Linked DNA regions of Homo sapiens: region 1 is linked to region 2. The links are chromatin loops, found by intact Hi-C in ENCODE. Cell type or tissue: Caco-2. All regions are shown on one strand. Links, peaks and the distances in the headings refer to the core of each region. The heading gives the core; the rest is flanking DNA.

Region 1 (8,000 bases), core at 1-8,000, 230 kb before region 2:
AAACACTTGCTTTATATTTATACACTTGGGAACTCAGGTGTTAGGCGTATACATATTTATAATTGTTATATTCTCTTGCTAGATTGACCCCTTTATCATTATGTAGTGACCTTCTCTGTCTGTTTTTATAGTCTTTGCTTTGTAGTCTATTTTATCTGATATAAGGATAGTACTCCTGTTCTTTTTTTTTTTTTTTTTTTTTTTTTGGTTTCCAGTTGCACAGAATATCTTCTTCCACCCTTTCCCTTTTGGTCTATATATCTTTATAGATGCGGTGGGTTATTTGTACCCACCATATTATGGGGTTTTATATCTTTATGAACTCAGAGACTCTATGCCTTTTAATTGAAGAATTGAGCCTATTTACATTCAGTGTTATTATTGATAAGTGAGGACTTATTACTCCCATTTTGTTGCTTGTTTTCTGGTTGTTTTGTAATTGGTCTCTTCCATTCTTACAGTCTTCCTTTGTTGTTAAGAAATTTTCTCAGGTTGTATGTTTTAATTTGTTGTTTTTTATTTTTAGTGAATCTATTACAGGTTTTTGCATTGCGGTTACCATGAAGCTTACAAAACATATACATATGACATGTTATTATAAAGAGGTAACAACTTAGATTATAAAGAAAAGAATAGAAGCAAAGAAAAAAACTCTACACTTTAACTTTTTACCCCTTATATTTTGACTTTGTGTTTTGTCAATATACGTATTTCTTATATTGTCTGTTTCAACAGGTTGCTATTGGTATTGCTGTTTGGGGTAGATTTGTCTTTTGGGCTTTATATCAGAGTTATGAGCAGACTGCATACCATAGTGACAATATTATTCTGGGTTTCTTTGTGTATTTACTTTTACCAGTGGATTTTAGACCTTAAAATGTTTTGGTTTTGCGCATTAGTGTTTTTTTCTGTTCAGATTGAAGAAGTGCCCTTAGCATTTCTCATAAAACAAGTCTCGTTGTGGCCACTTCTCTCAGCTTTTGTATGGGAAAGACTTTACTTCTCATTCATATTTGACGGATAGCTTTGCTGGAGAGAGTATTCTTGGATGGTGTTTTTTTTTTCTTCTTTTAGAATTTGAAAATTTCATCCCACTCCCTCCTGGCCTGTATGGTTTCTGTTGAGAACCCCGTTGCTAGATGAATTGAAGCACCTTTAGATATTGTTTGCTTGTTTTCCCTTACTGCCTTTAGGATCCTCTCTTTGTCTTTAACCTTTGAGAGTTTGATTATTATATGACTTGGAGTAGTTTTCTTTGGGTAGTTTTATTTTTTAGGTTGTTGCCTTTGGCATAAAGACAGGCAGTTCACTTTCATCTATTAATATTATATTTAGCCATCCTGCTAAACTTTTCTATTATCACTAATAATTTGTTTTTTTTTCTTGAGTGGGTGTGTTTTTATCAAAATGACCATATCAGGTATAAATAATGATAGTTTTATTTCCTCCTTTATAATCCTTTTGACTCTAATTTATTTTTCTTGTCTTAGTTCCTAGCTAAGACCCTCCAATAAAACCACTTGCAACTTAAAAGAGAATGCCTCTTACCATTTCTCCATTTAGGATGATGTTTACTCCAGCTTTTTTATTTTTAATGTTCTGTTATTAATTAGTGTGTTTATTATGAAAGTATATTAAATTTTTTCAAATCCTTTTTCTGCCTCTATTGAGATGATCTTCTGTATTTTCTTCCTTTTGCTAGGTTAATGCAGTTAATTATGTTCGGATTTTTCTAATATTAAATCATTCTTCCAAACCTGGGATAAGCCCACTTGGTCAGGGTGTATTCTCTTTTTATGCACTATTGGGTTAAATATAGTAGTATTTTGTTTAGGTTTTTGCATTTAAATTTTTGAATGAAATGTGTCTTAATTTTTCTTCTTCTGTAATGGCTTTGACTCGTTTTAGTATTAAGGTTATTCTGGCTTCATGAAATGAGTTGGAATTTTCTCTTATTTTTAGTGCCTTGAACAATTTGTGTAAAATTAAGGTGATATACTTCTTCAAATTTTTGTAGAATTGACCTGTATATCCATGTAGGCCTGGTATTTTCTTTGCGAGAATATTTTAAAATACTGCTTCATTTCAGTAGTTAAGGGACTATTGTGGCTCTTTATTTTTTCTTGAGTTGGTTCTGGTAAGATGTATTTTTTTAAAAGATTTCTTCATTTCAGCTTAAATTTTCAAAATCATTTCATACGGTTGTTATTAATATTCTTTTATTCTTTTAAATCTTATTTTATTTTTAGTTATATTTCTAATTCCTAGATTTCTCACTTGCATGTTTGTGTGATAGTGGTTTTATGTATTATATTAACCTACCACTCTTTATTATTTCATACTTTTATTAGGGTAGGAACCTGGCTGATCTTATTTCTCCTTTTAGCCGCCTTCAGTCCTTCCTGTAAATTGACTTAAACTGAATCTTTCTGAACCACTGTTTTGATTATTTTATTTCTATATTCAAAATGTCTTACTCTTTGGGTAAACTCCTAATTACTCAAGGCCAGTGACTTAACAAGGTAAAGAATAACCCCACTATGACTATAACCACACTAGTACAAATGACCAATATGCTCATTGTCTCTTGAACAACAAGCACATCAAACATCTTAATTTGTTCTTTTGTTCACACTGTTCTCACTTTTTAAAGTGAATTTCCTTCTCTATTCTCTAGTTCCTACCAAGCTTTCAAACCCCTATTAAAATTTCACATTTGTGAAAAAACTTTCTCTGATACTCCAGTATAAAATGATTTTTTCCTTTACTATTTTGTTTTTCTGGTGTTCATCCCTTTTTTCTGTGTATCTTTCTTTATAGAGTCTTCATGAGCAGGACATTTATACTTTTTTTCAGTATCACTTTCTCTTGGGAAAGCTACTGTTACATTCTCAACCTTTTTCCTTGACTATTAAAAAATTTAAAATTGTATGTATTTATATTGCTATAGCTGTGACTCAATGAAGATTGACAATAATTTTTTTAACTTAATATATATATATATTGTATACTTTAAGATACATGTGCAGAATGTGCAGGTTTGTTACATAGGTATACACGTGCCATGGTCGTTTACTGCACTGATCGACCCATCGTCTCCATTAGGTATTTCTCCTAATGCTATCCCTCCCCTTGCCCGCAACCCCCCGACAAGCCCCGGTGTGTGATGTTCCCCTCCCTGTGCCCATGCGTTCTCATTGTTGAACTCCCGCTTACGAGTGAGAACATGTGGTGTTTGGTTTTCTGTTCCTGTGTTAGTTTGCTGAGAATGATGGTTTCCAGTTTCATCCATGTCCTTGCAAAGGACATGAACTCATCCTTTTTTATGGCCACATAGTATTCCATGGTGTATATGTGCCACATTTCCTTTTTCCAGTCTATCATTGACGAGCATTTGGGTTGGTTCCAAGTCTTTGCTATTGTGAACAATACTGCAATAAACATACATGTGCATGTTTCTTTATAGTAGAATGATTTAAAATCCTTTGGGTATATACCCAGTAATGGGATTGCTGGGTCAAATGGTATTTCTGGTTCTAGATCCTTGAGGAATTGCCACACTGTCTTCCACAATGGTTGAACAAATTTACACTCCCACCAACAATGTAAAAGCTTTCCTGTTTCTCCACATCCTCTCCAGCATCTGTTGTTTCCTGACTTTTTAATGATCGCCATTCTAACTGGCGTGAGATGGTATCTTGTTGTGGTTTTGATTTGCATTTCACTAATGACCAGTGATGATGAGCTTTCTTTCATATGTTTGTTGGCCACATAAATGTCTTCTTTTGAAAAGTGTCTGTTCATATCCTTTGCCCACTTTCTGATGGGGTTGTTTATTTTTTTCTTCTGCATTTGTTTAAGTTCCTTGTATATTCTGTGTATTAGCCTTTGTCAGATGGATAGATTGCAAACATTTTCTTCCATTCTGTAGGTTGCCCGTTCACTCTGATGATAGTTTCTTTTGCTGTGCAGAAGCTCTTCAGTTTAACTGGATCCCATTTGTCAATTTTGGTTTTTGTTGCAATTGCTTTTGGTGTTTTAGTCATGAAGTCTTTGCCCATACCTATGTCCTGAATGGTATTGCCTAGGTTTTCTTCTAGAGTTTTTATAGTTTTAGGTCTTACGTTTAAATTTTTAATCCATCTTGAGTTAATTTTTATATATGGTGTAAGGAAGGGGTCCAGCTTCAGTTTTCTGCATATGGCTAGCCAGTTTTCCCAATACCATTTATTAAATAGGGAATCCTTTCCCCATTGCTTGTTTTTTGATTGACTATAATTTATATAGGCAGTACTTTAAGCTATTTTTATATTATTCCTCTGGACATCTACTCTTCTTTTGTATAAGCTTTGAAAAGAAATTCTCTAGTCTGGGGATTACAAAATCAAATGCCTTCAGTATCAGGTTGTCATCATGAATGTGTGAATTGGATTGTGTGTAAGAAGTAGAGAGTAGAAGTGCCCTGATAAACTAAAGACTATATACCCTGGCGTAGGAATTCAAACCAAACTCTTAAGGTTCTGGGTCAGTCCTACTTGAGACCCTCTGCTCTAGCCTCATTTCTATTATTGAACTCTACTGCTTTATTTTAAATTATCTTAAAAGCCAGAGTTAAAGTAGAACACTTAGGTAAGCTAAAGATTTTTAAAGTTGAGAACTACCTAAATAATTCATACTGCAATAGATTTTTTGTGACGTGAGTTACAGTTCTTTCAAATAGAACTTTGACTATATATAAGATTATTTTTATGTGAGATTTAGGAGGACAAGGACCACATCTTTCTTATTCACTGTTCAGCCTTTATTACAATGTCTGGCACGTAGTAGGTGCTCAGTAAGTATTATTTGAATGAATGAATGAATGGCTGTACACCTTTAAATTTTCTTTTGTTTTTTGTTAATTTTGTACTATGTATAGCATAACCACTTGGTGGCACTAAACTCATTTTAAAACTTGAAGACAATATTCTCATACCCATGTACATTGTAACTTTTCTTCTCACAGACACATACAAAATGAGTTCTAATATATCATGGACAGTGTAAATTATTATTGACATCAAAAAAGAAAGTAACCACAAGAATTTTTTCTACTTCTTAAAATCCTAAAATAATGGATTACAAATTTGAAGTCCTTAGATTATAGAAATGTTTGATAATCTTTTCTGCCGTAGCCTCACTGCCTAGTTTAGCATTGGGTATATATTAAATCTTTAAGGTGTCTTGATTTTGAAAGAATGTGTTAATAAGTATAAATTTTAACTTCTCCTAACTTTACTCCTCCCACTGTGCTATCCTCAGATAATTTCACCTTAGGTAATTTAGACCTAAGATAAGGGAGTACTAAGTGTTACAGTGTTTTAGTCAACCACATTTATAAAGTCCTCTTTAATCATTAAAGTTTGCATCCAAATTTACTAAAGAACTGTGATTCGGATCAAAATACATATTCGTATAAGTCAGCAGCAATGCTAATTGGATTCTGGATCTATCACTACTTTTTCCTAATTCATCAATTTTAAGACAGTTTTGAATACAAAATGCTTAAAGAGAAGAATTGTAGAAGCATGGTGATGTTATAGTTATTGAGAATTAGGAGTACGAGACTATTCTGTAATGGAGAGTGCAGTCTTATTAAGGAATTTCTCAAATATACTTCAGTCAACAGTTCAGGAACTGGTAGATATTCATAAGATCTTAAAAACCTCTACCAACATGAGAAATAGAGAACTATAAGAATTAAAGAAGGAAAATAATTGAATTTTTTTCTTCTGAAATCAGGCAGGATAAAAATAGATAATTTACTAAAATGTAAAATCATAAGCTAATTAGCATTATTGGAAAGACTAATTACAATATAGTAACATAATACTGTAGTAGGACTAAGCTGTAATTTAAAAAATTATTCAGCTCTGTGATTAACCTTGCTGGTGTTCACACTGATCATCTAAGGTTCTTTCCAGCTTCATGATCTCAATACCATAGGTGCTTAGGCAGTGTGGAAGAAACTGCTGTTCATAAAGTGGTTTATAATCTTGTTGGAGAGACCACGTGTATGTACAGAGATAGCCTAGCATGATGGCTATGTACACAAATTCTAGAACAAGATCAGCTGTGTGCCCTTGGGCACTTACCTCTTTGTGCCTCAGCTTCTACAAATTTAAAATGAAGATGATAATAGTAATCCTTCTGCATAAGTTGTTGAGAGGATTAAAAGAAATAATGCATGTAGAGTGCCTAGAAAAGTAACTGGCACATAGTAAATGCTATCTAAATGTTTTTTCCTTTGGCTAGAATGTAAGGTCCAGATAATTTGTTAAATGATTATAGCTAGATGATAGCAATGTAAAGACTGTAGATGATTGAGTGAAAAAAAATATGTGGACATTGTATACCCTGTTTGGGAATTTAAATGAGGGTGGAAACTAATGTGAGTTGGGTTCAGAATTTCTCTACAATCACACAGGTGAATTGAAGCTTATGCTCGGTTATAAAATACTAATTGAATTTGAATAGGTAGAAATGAGTCTAGGAGGAAATGAATAGGAGAGGGGGACAAGCTCTGTTGGCTTAATCAGCTATGTTTTCCATCAGGATGATTGATCTTGTTACCCTAACTGGATTGGTTTTTGGTAATATTATGAGTTCATTGAGTTCATTTGGTTTCCTAGAATTTTCAACTCCAGAAGTGCAGCAAATTTCTGAAAATAGATTAGGATAGAAATTAAACATATTTATTCTGTTTATGCTGAGACTTCATAAAATATAATTTGAAAACTGTTCATGTTTTGGGGCCATTGTCACCAGTTAAAAACCATTTTTTATTTTTTTAAACACATTGATATCTTCACTTTTATATTTTATAGGTAATTAATAATGCTTGTGCTACTCAAGCCATAGTGAGTGTGTTACTGAACTGTACCCACCAGGATGTCCATTTAGGCGAGACATTATCAGAGTTTAAAGAATTTTCACAAAGTTTTGATGCAGCTGTGAGTACAATCTTCTTATTCCTAAAATGTCATATTTGTGAAAGTTTGTATATTAATAGGCTACTTTAAAAAATTATTTTAGATGAAAGGCTTGGCACTGAGCAATTCAGATGTGATTCGACAAGTACACAACAGTTTCGCCAGGTAAAGAGACTTTATGTTAAATAAATACTGTTTCTTTCTTTGCTTCTTTGAGTTTCACTATTTTTTTATTTACTGTAGACAGCAAATGTTTGAATTTGATACGAAGACATCAGCAAAAGAAGAAGATGCTTTTCACTTTGTCAGTTATGTTCCTGTTAATGGGAGACTGTATGAATTAGATGGATTAAGAGAAGGACCGATTGATTTAGGTAATGCAGTTCCTGTTCCTGATATTTCACTTTTGACAGGGGAAAATCTGTTGGGTATTTACCCTCATTCAGTGCTGCTTAAATTTTCAAGGTAAAAGTGACTATGAGGTAACATAATATAATGAAGGCCTTAAGCTCTTCAGTGTGTTATATTAATATATAGGAAGGACATCTTGACTACCATAGTTCAGTTGATGCCTTTGAGTTTTTCCCAAGTAAAATTATTTTTTAACCTATAGGTTACATAATTTATATTTTATTTTCCATTTAACATTTAAAAACTACCCTTAGTGAACGTAAATAGTTACTCTTGTCATTTTTAACCCATTCGTAAGGGATAGCAAGCATTTCTTAACATCCGTATTAAAGTATTTTCATTTGGAATTGGATAATTTATTGTTTTGCAATCAAGAAAATATTTTTCTTAAAATTTCTCTATTTAAATAGTGCGTTAATGTGTTATCCTTTCTGCAAAAACATAGATTGTTCTGATCCTACCCCGTCTCTAATGCTGAGCAAAAAATGATAAACACTTATCAAAGTTGAAGGTACAATCTGTGGCTCTGAAAGATTACTGAAATAATAGGTTCACAAAATAATTTTAACTCCTTATTTTGACTTCATTAAATTTTCTTTTTCTTTTTTTAATAATAGG
Region 2 (12,142 bases), core at 1-8,000:
AACGAGTATATTCAGAACCAGCAAGAGCATCACCTTCCAGTAGCTGTGTAAGCTGATGAGAACTCATCATGCAACGTATGAATGCTGGGGACGCGCTTCAGCCGCAGGATTCTGATGTCATTTTGAATGCAGGAGGACAAAAAGCCAACCCGCAATTTCTTAGCGCATCAACCACCGCCCTCATATCAACTGTCTCCCTCGGTTCTTAAACTGTACCCGAGCATCACCCAGATTTAACCTTACTTAACAAATTGACCTTTTCGATTTTTTTTCCCTGCATAGGCTCAGGCTAGTTTCCTAACGTCAAAGGCGAGCCCGAAAGTACCGCGTTTGCAGCTTGCAGTGTGGGGCAGGGGGTGGCGGGAGAGGGAAGAAAGCCATACTCACAGGGTCCGTTTCATCTTTTCTCGCTTCTCCTCGCTCTTGTGGCCACTGCCTGCGCTCTTGTCCATGGGTCTGCAGTCGTGTTGAACAGCCAAGAACATAGCACTTTGCATTATCGTTCTCCCGCTGGAGCCCCGGCTGTTTGCGGCTGGGCGTGCGTCGCAGCATTTATGAGGCCTCGGCTTGGGGGCGGGGCCTCGCGGCTCCGGCCCCGCCTCAAGAGGACGCGGATTGGTCGGCTGCAGACTGGCACGGGGATGGGTCAGCGCCCGCCGGCGGCAGTCACGGCTGCTGCCGAAGGGTCTCGAAGCCGGGGCGCTGCTGACGTCTGCGGCCCCGGCTTCTTGCGCACTCGGGCCACATAGCAGCGGCCAGCTGGGGCAGGTGTGGGAGCAGATGGAGAGTCTTCAGTGTGGGCCGCTGCGCACGACCTTTTGCTGAAGCGTGGCGGCCGGGCGGGCTCGAGGGCTTTGCGACGGAGGGAGGGAGCCGAAGTTGGCGGCGGCCCGGCGGGGGCGCCGGCGCTCCCTCACCCACCCTGACGGGCTCCCCAGCCCGAGGCCAGAGCGGCGATTCCCTGGCAGGAGGAGGTCGCCCGCCACGAGGCCGGAGTGCAGTGGCCTGATTTCGAATGAAGAGTGGGATTTTTCTTCCTTTTTTGAGCGCGTTCCCTGACCCCGCGCCTCATTTCTTGTTTGCTGTCCTGCTGTAGGACTCATTCGACACCCCCTGGTCTGTGAACTGAGGCAATGGGGAGACCCTCGCCCGTTTCTCTCTGCCACTTAACTTAAGGAAGGAGTAACCTGAAACGTTGATTGCCCAGGGGCAGGGTGGGATCTGCTCTGCAGCTTGCTGGGGCGTCTTGGAACACTTTGAGAATGAACATTAGGGATTGAACAAGAGAAAGTGACTTTATCAGAAGACAGTGCTTTAATTGGGTTTGCATTTTTGATCACTACTAGGCACGTGGCTGGGTCTGTCTATAGGGTCATTCCTCAGGAGTCCTTGGTCACATCTCCTGCCAAAATAGAAATCACAGATTTCCTTATGGTGGGAGAGAAAGCTGCAGACATAGAGATTTCATAGCTGTAATGCACCAGAATCAGTGAGTTCAAGGAGTCAGGATTTCCTCATGAGTCATTCTTGTTGAGTTAGGATTTACCAGAACATTTAATAACTGGCAAAAAGTAGGGGGGAGAATGAGTTAACAGTTTCCTTGATTAAGTTTTATTTGTTAATTCTTCAAGTATCATCTCTACTCCTGAAGGTTTTAAAACGACTTGATTGGTAAAGACAAATAGATTACCTCAACCACAAAATGAGTTGATTTCGGATAATATTACCAGAACTAGCCAGTGAAATGTTTAAGCGGCTTTGCAACCAAGCTGCAGATATTCTCTCTACTTTGTATTCGACTTCTTAAAAGGAAATTGGAAATAATTAATATATTCTTACGGTGAGCTGCCAGTAGTTGGAGCTCCAAGTTTGACTTGGAGGGCAAAACCTGCAGTTATTATTTAAGACAACAGTTGTGGACTTTATTGTGGAAAGGAAAATCGTGTAGATTTCAGTAATAGATACTTTGAAACATGCTTGTTAACTCTAGGAATGCCATTTTTTCTTAAGCATATGCTCTTCCTCTCCTATGCTTTGCATAATAGTCCTACATCTATTTTCACTTTCTGATGACTCAATACGTATTTATCAGCTGTCTGTAATACGCAGACACTTGCTTTTTCTCACCACTGTAAACCTCAATATATTTTATACTTAGAACCTTAGATGTTAGAATTTACTCATAGACAGTTAAATTCGCTGGCAGGCCAGGAGTTCTGACAAAGAGGCAGCAGAGAGAGAGAGCTGGACTTCTGTCAGGAGACCCAGTTAGAGCCTGGGCTTATCCAGTAAATGCTAAGTAACTGTTGGGACACTAGCTTCACACCTCTTTGAGTCCCAGTTTCTCATCTGTAATAAGAGTAACATGTATTTTCTTGCCAGCCTCATAGGATATTATGTGACTCTTACATGAAAGGTCTTTTCTAAGCTCTAAAGTACTGTACGGAAGTTTATTACTGATTTGCATATGTGTGGCAAAAGGAAATGTTCAAATCATAGCTGTTCAAGATGGAAAAAATCGTACGAGGATTAACTCAGACGTAATTAGGTTATAAATATGTAGGTACTATTAAATATCAAGATGTTTCAATTTGTAGGTACACAAATACACAAGATACACAAATTTGTAGAAGATTAAGCTCATTATAGATATTTAATAAATGCTCACTGGATAATACGTAGGAAAAATAAGGAAACTGATTAACATTTAAACTTTTCAGGCTGGGTATTGTGGTTCATGCTGGAAATCCCAGCACTTTGGGAGGCTGAGGCAGGTGGAAGGCTTGAGCTCAGAAGTTCGAGGTTCAAGCATTCAAGTTACAGTGAGCTATGATTGTGCCATTGCACTCCAACCTGAGTGATAGAGTGAGACCCTGTCTCTTAAAATAATAATAATAATTAATTACACTTTTCAGATATCTCCAAGCCAAGGAAGTTTAATCATCTCAATATATTAATGAAAGTGAATATACATGTACCTGCATAAGCAACTGGTTTAAATATAGATTATTCTTGATGTTTTTGTGTTTAATATAATTCTTTGCTTTTTTCATAAACCCTTCCAGATCAGTGACTGATGTTAGGTGGCAGAAAATTAATTTTTCTCTGAAAATTATGTGGTTGGTTAATAAATCTGGATATAAATCAACTTGTAATTTTTGTATCTATATGTAATTTTAAGAGTTAAGGCAGTACCTGCTATAGAAACCTTTTCCTCAAAAACTTGCCATGTTAATGTCTTTTAAAAGACAGGCCAATATATGTATATTTACATATACATGTAATATATGTGACATGAATATATACATCATATATTTCACGCATATATGTAATATGTATTACATGTATATTTACATATGCATTACATATATTTACGTATATATAGGTAAAACAAAAGCTGGAATCTTTGATGACTTCCCTTTTTGTTGTTGCAACTGGCTTTTAGGTAAACAGAATTGCTCCACATAAAGATGACACATATTTTCCATCCTGTGGTAGAGGAAGAAACAATGCAGTGGGTTGTAAAAGTTGCACAACAAAACCTCAGTTTGAGAGTGGCTGATAACCTAACCATACATTTTCTGTGTTGAACCTACCATGCCCTCTACTGGAGAGATTGATTGAACAGATTAGTGGTGGAGGTTTTCCAGATAATTTATGAACTTTCTATATTTTTTTAAAAGTTTATAGAAGAAGGCAAAGAAAAAATACAAGTTTCTTGCATAATGTATCTGAGATTCTTGTATTATATATCTTGCGTGTCTTAAATTATGAAGAGTAAAAATTTCCCCTGTCATACTTCTCCCTTCTGCTCCCACTCTATGCTAACCATTATTAATAAAAGTTATTAATTCCTATTCCTATTAACTAAAAATATTTATATAAAATAACTCACCTACTTAAGCTTTAGAAATGTGAAAGCCATTGGATGCTGTGGCTCACGCTTGTAATCACAGCAGTTTGGAAGGCCAAGGAAGGAGGCTTGCTTGGGCCCAGGAGTTCAAGACCAGCTTTGGCAGCATAGCTAGACCCCGTCTGTACAAAAATATATTAAAAAAAAATTACCTACGCATGGTGGCATGCACCTGTAGCCCCGTCTACTCAGTCAGTTGAAGTGGGAGGATTGCTTGAGCCCAGGGACTTTGAGGCTACAGTGAGCCATGATGGTGCCACGGCCCTCTAGCCTGGGTGACAGAGGGAGACCCTGCCTCTTAAAAAAAAAAAATAAATTAAAAATAAAGAAATAAATAAATAAAAATAGGAAATTTAGGAACCAAGATACTTGCTTTTAAAAACACAAAAGTATCATTCTATGTATTATTCTGTGCTTTGCTTTTTTCAGTTAGTAAGATATTTTAGTTTCCAAATTTCTAAGAGCTGTAAACCTATCGTTTACCTTATGAAATGTTAAATAGGTGGGTTAGTTAAAAAAAAAAAAGGAAAAAATCAGGAAGTTACATGCTATATGGTGATGAGTAATTGGAAAAAATGAAAACTTTTATTACCCTAGTTGTTGAATATATTTAAAGAAGTATAATGCCTGTCTTTAAAAAATTTTTTTGTCCTATTTAGTTGGTGAAATATTCTTTTAACAGAATGAAAATATGACCTCATGAGATTTTGTACTATACTCCTTAACCCCTGATATGATCTGAGATTTAAAAATTATGATTAATTTTTGAGAATGTAATTTTCATACCCAGAAGCTGAGAGAAAATGAGTGTTTTGGTCAGAAATGAATCACAGGTTAAACCTAATACTTGACATGTATTATAGCTAAGTTAATAATTTTACCAATCCTTGTATTGATAATTCCAGTTAGTGTAATTCCATGGTTCTGTCTTAAATTTGTACCAAGTATATGCCAAGTATATGATATGGAGTATGTGATTCTTCCAATGCAGGCAGGTCCTGCTTAAATTTAATAGCCCCCTCTTTACAAAAACATCTAGATGCCCTTCATAAAGCAACAACAGGAGCATCATGAAGTTTTTTTTTTTTTTCCTAAAAAAATACTAATGTATATTGAAATACCTTGGATAGAATGTTGTAGCTATTAGGTCTGTAAGGTAAAGGACTGTAAGTATGAGGTCTGAGTAAGGGAATTGTTGTGTGTTCCTGCTGCTACACTCTTTTTGTGCATGGAATACCAGGGGAGAATAGGTGATATAAATACTTTCTTATAAAATAGGTTACATAGTTGGCATATTGTCTATGAGTTAAAGCTAGGAATTTCTTTTTTGGTGTTTTTTTTGACTGAGATTTTAATTTCTGTCCCTGGAATTTTGCCAAACCATTGGAGTGTCAAGTGTCCTATTGACTACTTTTTTGAAATTTGGGTATATTAAGTTAACAAAATATAAAATTTTAAATATCTATATGATAATAGTCACAAAGTCTTTTTTAAAAGTCTGAAGAAAGCCATTTTTCATCTAGTAAATAAGGAATCCGTTTACATTAGTATTTCTTTTTCACTATACTGATGACTATTCCTGTGTAGAGAGCATTAATCCATTTTAGACATTGGTTTTCACAGGTTTTTATTCGTGGACTACTTCCTAATAACCTAAAACCTTGTGGATTTCTCTCCCAAACACATTTTTGAAACAAAAATTCCAAAATCTCAACAGAATTAATTAAAAAAAATAATGCTTTTAAGAGATGTCTGTAGGCCTTGACACAATTACTATGTGGCACTAGTCCCCTCAAAAGTTCCCAGTTTCAAAAGACAGAATAATTTTGCAGTTCTTTTCATGAAGTACCCTTAGGAGAGTGGGATGGCTAGAGGGGTTGTCCATAATTGGGATATTTGCTTTTTGTTCCTAGTTTCTGCCCTAATTTACTTAGAACTCAGGCATATTGTTTAGCTTTCTTATGCTTAAGCTACTTATCTTTCAGGCACAAGTAGTTATAGCACTCTTCCTTTGTAGGAATTTAAAAGAAAACAATACTGGAAATGTCCTGGACAGCTTGGTAGATGATAGTACATAGTTCTCAGGACTGGCCTTGAGCTAAACTTTGTAGTATGACTAGTTTCTTCTAGGTGACTCTTTTGTCCATTTTTCTGTCTTGCTCCTATGCAGGACCCTCATTCTTTTTGGGGGATCTGTTTGTTTATGAAGTTTCCTGGTGGTCCTCTCAGGCCCTTCCAAATGCTCCTCTGGGCACATCAGCAATGTAAGGTTACTTTTTAATTTAAAGAGTATTTTTGTAGAGCAGATTACAGCACATTTGAGAGGAAGGTACAGAGGTAGCGCATATGTCTTCTGCTCCCATACATACATAACCTCCCCATTACTAATATCCAACAGCTCATAAACTTATATTGACACATCATTACCACCCAGAGTCCATAGTTGACATTAGGGTTTGTTCTTGGTGTTGTACATTCTGTGGGTTTAGACAAATTTATAATGGCATGTATCCACCATTATAACATCATAGTATTTTCACTCTGCCCTAAAAATTCTCTGTGCTCTGCCCATTCCTCCCTCCCTCCCCAATAACCCTATAACCCCTAGCAACCACCAATTTTCTGTTTTCTGTCTCCATAGTTTTGCCTTTTCCAGAGTGTTATAGTTGGAATCATACAATATGTAGCCTTTTCAGATTGGCTTCTTTCATTTAGTAATATGCATTTATGTTTCCTCCATGTCTTTTCAGGGCTTAATAGCTCATTTCTTTTTAGTGCTGAATAATATTCCATTGTCTGGATGTACCACAGTTTATCCACTCACCTACTGAAGGACATCTTGGTTGCTTCCAAGTTTTGACAAATATGAATAATGCTGGTATAAACATTCATGTGCAGGTTTTTGTGTGGGCACAAGTTTTCAACTCCTTTGGGCAGAGATTAAAGGGCATAATTGCTCAATCATAAGCTAAGAGTATGATTAGTTTCATGAGAAACCACCAACCACTTCCAAAGTGACTGTACCATGTTGCATTCCCACCAGCAACAAATGGGAATTCCTGTTGTTGCATATCCTTTTTGGCATTTGCTGTAGTCAGTGTTCTGGATTTTGGCCATTTTAACAGGTGTGTATTGGTATCTCATTGTTGTTTCATTTTGCATTTCTCTAATGACATATGATGTAGAGTATCTTTTCACATGCTTATTTGCCATATGTATTATCTTGGGTGAGATGTCTGGTATTTTTAGTTGGATTGTTTGTTTTCTTATTGTTGAGTTTTAAGAATTCTTTGTATATTTTGGATTACAGGTTTTTTAGAATCAGATACCCCCTTTGCAAGTATCTTCTCCCAATCTGTGGCTTTTCTTTCCACTACACTGATGTTGTCTTTTGCAGAACAGAGATTTTTTAAAAAAAATTTTAATGAAGTCCAGTTTATCAATTCTTTCTTTCATGGACTGGATCTTGATGTGATATTCATTTTCATATCCAAGGTCATCTAGATTTTCTCCTTGGCGATTCTCTTCTAGGAATTTATAGTTTTGCATTTTACATTTAGGCTGGTGATCCATTTTGAGTTATTTTTCTGAATGAAGTTACTTTCCCAAATATTTATGTTCTTCCTCAAAAATGTTTTGGAAATGTACAGCTCTTTACGTGTTAATCTTTTAATCTTTTTTAGTAGGCTTCTTCACTATCTTTACAGAGTGAATTATCTCCACGTTAGATATTTGGTGAAAACATTTCTTTTCTCAGTGCACTGTAGGAAGGACTTAAAGTTGCCACTGGAGCTTTTGTCTCTCCCTCTCTGACTGCATTTCCCCCCATTTCTGATTGTAGTGAAGATTTCTTACTTGGAGACTTATAATTTTTCAGTGCGTCAACTATTTTATCTCCTTCAGTTAATTTACAGTGAACATCTGGTTAAGAGTTTCTAAAATAAATTTGAAAACAAGCCCAGCTGAAGCCAGGATAGCCACTTGGCCTAGCCCAGCCTAGATGAGCTGTATTTAACTACACAACATTAGTCATATTTTTTCAGAATTCTTTTGGATTTATTTTTACAAGTACCCATACTCTGATGCATCCATTATATCTAATTTCAGGATTCCACTGTTCGTGTTTTCTTCTTCATCAACAGCAGGCTGATCTGTCATCTTTAGCAAATGGTGGATCTGACTTTATCATTTAAAACTTATTCCATATGCACTACTTTTTTTAAACTTTATTTTCCTGATTACTAAGTTTGCTCATCTTTCTATCCACTCTTTAGCTTCTTTTTTTCCCACTGTTTAATACAAAACATCTTATTTTAAAAACAAATGATCAATATTTTATTTATTGCATTTTCTTAAGAAAATCCAGAAAAGGGATCACTTCATATTTCCATAATAGTACAACATTGCATATTAAAAAAACTGTTTTGAACACAGCTGAACTTTCAGATAAATTGACTTTCACTTGGTTTGCAGGATTCAACATTTCTCAGATGTTAATACAGATAGAAAGTGGCAGATAGAACTTTTCAAATTGCTTATGTTTGTTCCAGCTGGTTGCACTGATGAACTCACAGGCTGTATTCATCACTGCTTGCATCTGTGTTCTTCAGAGCCAATAAGTGTTTTTCCACCCCAGACCATCATCATAACACACCATCCAGATGATTAAATATAGAACATGCCTATACAAAATATCATACTGATCTGATGTTGATACTTGTATTATATTTGGAAACTCCCATTATAAATTTTTCCTCCAGAGGAACAAGAGGCAACTTTTCATCTTGCTGGGCAACATCTATATAATTTATCAGGTCTAGTGGCCCTTTAAGACATCTTCTCTCAGAGAGTTTCAGTGTCTTAATGGCACCAACATATTTTATTTGAAATTCTGCACACGTATTTGAATTATTGTTGCTTTATTCTGAGCTCTTGGTGGAATCTGTATTGAGGCTGGCCGCAGGGCTGGACTATGAAAGGCCCCCAAGGCTAGAATCTACAGACTTGCTCTTAGTACTGATTTCACCACTTTGGGAACTGCTACTACGGTGTCTGTTTTTTTTTTTTTTTCCTTTCCAAAACATTTTTCACCATAGCTTCATCTAGAGAATATCACCATAGAATCAAATATTATTTTATTATCTTCAAAGGTTCTAAAGACAGGTCTGCACAGATAGCTTCCTTTCATTCTAACGCAGTCAGTTCTTTTTATGGAAACAATGTACATCAACGCCAAGCATAGGCAGAGGGCCGCCTATGCTGCTGTTAGAGTCAGAGCACTCCAAACCTCCTTAGTTTCTTGTGAAGACAGTTTTATACTTCTCATAATATAGGAATTTTCATCTGAAGCATCTCCTCAGTGCTGTCTGAAGTTGTTCTTCAGTCTTCTGATATATTTTGAAGGCTGTTTGCTTGTAGCTACTTGAAATTCAATGTGTCTTTAATGCATTGTCTATTATTTTGCTTGATAAATCTTCTGGATATTTCTTGTAATGTCAGGTTCAACTTGTTCTAAATGTTCAGGTCACTCTTTGCTAAGTCCTTTTCTAAAAGAATGTATTCTAAGTCCAAGCAAAGAGTTGGAGATTTTCAGCTCTTTTTTAATGCCTTCCAGTTTTTCCATTTCCGATAGTTTGTTTTTGAGCATGGATTCCATTAAAGTTAATTCAAGGCCTTCATGTTATTTTTGAATAAGGTTAAATGTGTAAAAAATTTGAAAGTATTTTCTCTAGAAGAACAGAAATATCAGTGGCTAGTTCTTTGTCTTTACTTGCATAAGATAGGCCTTTAATTATTAAAAATCTGACCATGACTATAAGTAACACCATCTTCCACAGCAATCCATGGGTATCAGGATCTGGTTGAAAGTCCTCTGGCAGGGCTGCCACTGGTGGGCACAGTGTCCCCTAGAACCACTGCAACACTGAGCATCATGGCTATGAACAGACCCTCTGTGATCCCCTAGGCTGTTGTGAGGCACTTCAGTTTGTCAGGTCTCGTGGACCATCATAGAGCACCAGAGAGTATTCTGCCTGGAACCAAATCAGTGCCTGGTAGATTTCAGTGGAGGTGAGAGAGAAAGAATAAATACAGTAAATTACTGGCTAATTCTTCTCCTTCTATTTTTTTTTTTTTTTTTTTTTTTTAGGGACAGGGTCTTGCTATGTTGCCCAGGCTGGAGTGCAATGGCTATTCCCAAGTACCATCATAGCATACTACAACCTCAAACTGGGCTCAAACAATCCTCCCACCTCAGCTTCCTGAGTAACTAGGAGGAGGTTTGCACCCCTGCACCTGGCTTCTCTTTCTCTTAAATAAACTTTTCTTTTTGTGGCCCTGGATCATTTTAGCCACAGAGCACCAAAAACTTCTTATTCTCAGAGCCTCTTCATGTCTGGCTGGCCTTGACTATTCACAGAGAGGGCAGAACACAAGTGGGGAAAAGATTATGGAGGACCCTACAAAGGATTTCAACTTACTTCACCAATTATGCCTTTAAAAACAAAGGAAGAAATGGCCGGGAGCAGTGGCTCATGCCTGTAATCCCAGCACTTTGGGAGGACAAGGCAGGCGGATCATCTGAGGTCAAGAGTTCAAGACCAGCCTGGCCAACATGGTCAAACCCCATCTCTACTAAAAATAAAAAATTAGCCGGGTATAGTGGCATGCACCTGTAGACCCAGTTACTTGGGAGGCTGAGGCAGGAGAATTGTTTGAACGTGGGAGGCAGAGGTTGCAGTGAGCCAAGATCGCACCACTGCATTCCAGCCTGGGCAATAGAGTGAGACTCTGTCTCAAAAAACAAACAAACAAACAAACAAAAAAAAAAGGAAGAAATAAGTTGGAATTTTAAAAAGTTTTCACACCTCCAGACTGTACTGTCCAATTATGAGCCAGGAAAACTCAATTTTTTCAAACTCTTTTTGCATGTGGTGAAATGTTTGATGATGCAGAAGCCCTTCAAGATATTTCTTTTCAGAATGATCATCTTTGAGGGTATTAGATGCTGATGCAGCTTTCCTCACAGGGGCTGATCCCTAGGAAGTGGGGGACCCAGGCTTTGTTCAGCTGAATTTAACAACTCAGTCTTGGCCAGGCTTGGTAACTCACACCTGTAATCCCAGTACTTTGGAAGGCCAAGGTGGGAGGCTTGCTTGAGCCCAGGAGTTCTAGATCAGGCTGGGCAACATAGCGAGACACTGTCTCTACAAAGAAACAAACAAACAAATGAAAATTAGCTGGGCACAGTGATGTTTTCCCATTGTACTAGCTATTCTGAGGCTGAGATGGAAGGATCGCTTGAGCCCAGGGGTTTGAGACCTCAGTGAACTATGATTGTGTCACTGCACTTTAGCCTGGGCAACAGAGTGAGAACCTTTCTCTAAAAATCACTTTATCAGGCCATTCTTGCATTGCTATAAATAATTACCTGAGACTAGGGTAATTTATAAGAGGTTTAATTGGCTCATGGTTCTGCAGGCCGTACAGGAAGCATAGTACTGCGACTGCTTATGGTGATGTCTTGGGAGCTTTTACTTATAGCAGAAGGCAAAGTGGGAGCTTGCACGTCACGCGGTCAAAACAGGAACAAGAGGGAGAGGGAGGGAGGGGAGGTTCCACACATTTTTAAACGATTGGATCTTCTAAGAACTAAGTCACTATGGTGAGGACAGCACCAAGCCATGAGAGATCTGCCCCCATGATCGAAATACCTTCCACCAGGCCCTACCTCCAACACTGGGGATTATATTTCAATAGGAGATTTGGAGGGCACATCCAAGCTATATCACACACACCATCTCATTGACAACAAATTGGTAGGAATTTTTAAAATTCCATTTATTTCTACCTTCTTCTTCTTTTTTTTTTTTTCTTGGAGACAGCATCTGGCTCTGTCACCCAGGCTGGAGTGCAGTGGCACGTTCATGGCTCACTTCAGCCTCAACTTCCTATGGTCAGGTGATCCTCCCTCCTCAGCCTCCTGAGCAGCTGTGACCATAGGTGTAAGCCTCCACGCCTGGCTAAATTTTTTGAGTTTTAGTAGAGACAAGGTCTTGCTATGTCACCTAGGCTAGTCTTGAACTCCTGAGCTCAAGGGTCCTCCTGCCTCAGTCTCCCAAAGTGCTGGGATTACAGATGTGAGCCACTGTGCCCAGCTCTTCCTTCATTTTAAAAGGTGAAATTGGTGAAGTAAGTTGCAACTCTTTGTGGGGCCCACTGGTTTTGGCA

Evidence for each region. A loop is a pair of places that touch in the nucleus more often than their neighbours do. Peaks named below come from ENCODE experiments on the same cell type or tissue, not always from the same donor. Only the 100,000 strongest peaks of a DNase experiment are listed, where the experiment ranks them.
Region 1: a loop joins it to region 2, with 11 times the contacts of the local background. A loop is called at or near these places in 31 of 110 quality-filtered maps.

What each region holds. Positions count from the first base shown.
Region 1 is chr1:193,028,524-193,036,523 of GRCh38, reverse strand. It overlaps UCHL5 (ubiquitin C-terminal hydrolase L5), which reads left to right. Exons shown (of 11, transcript NM_001199261.3): 4 at 6,867-6,992; 5 at 7,075-7,136; 6 at 7,215-7,345. Among named protein-coding and RNA genes, the nearest start is that of UCHL5, 27 kb to the left of the region's middle. In Caco-2, for the core only: a CTCF peak has its summit at 4,941 (motif pointing right); no DNase peak of the experiment used is centred there.
Region 2 is chr1:192,797,427-192,809,568 of GRCh38, reverse strand. RGS2 (regulator of G protein signaling 2) reads right to left here and starts at 530. Exons shown (of 5, transcript NM_002923.4): 1 at 388-530. The coding sequence starts at 497. It also overlaps the pseudogene LOC100130137. RefSeq lists an enhancer at 294-513 and silencers at 844-1,053, 1,990-2,079. In Caco-2, for the core only: CTCF peaks have their summits at 945 and 3,619 (motif pointing left); DNase peaks (open chromatin) are centred at 698 and 3,538; H3K4me3 peaks cover 1,580 bases.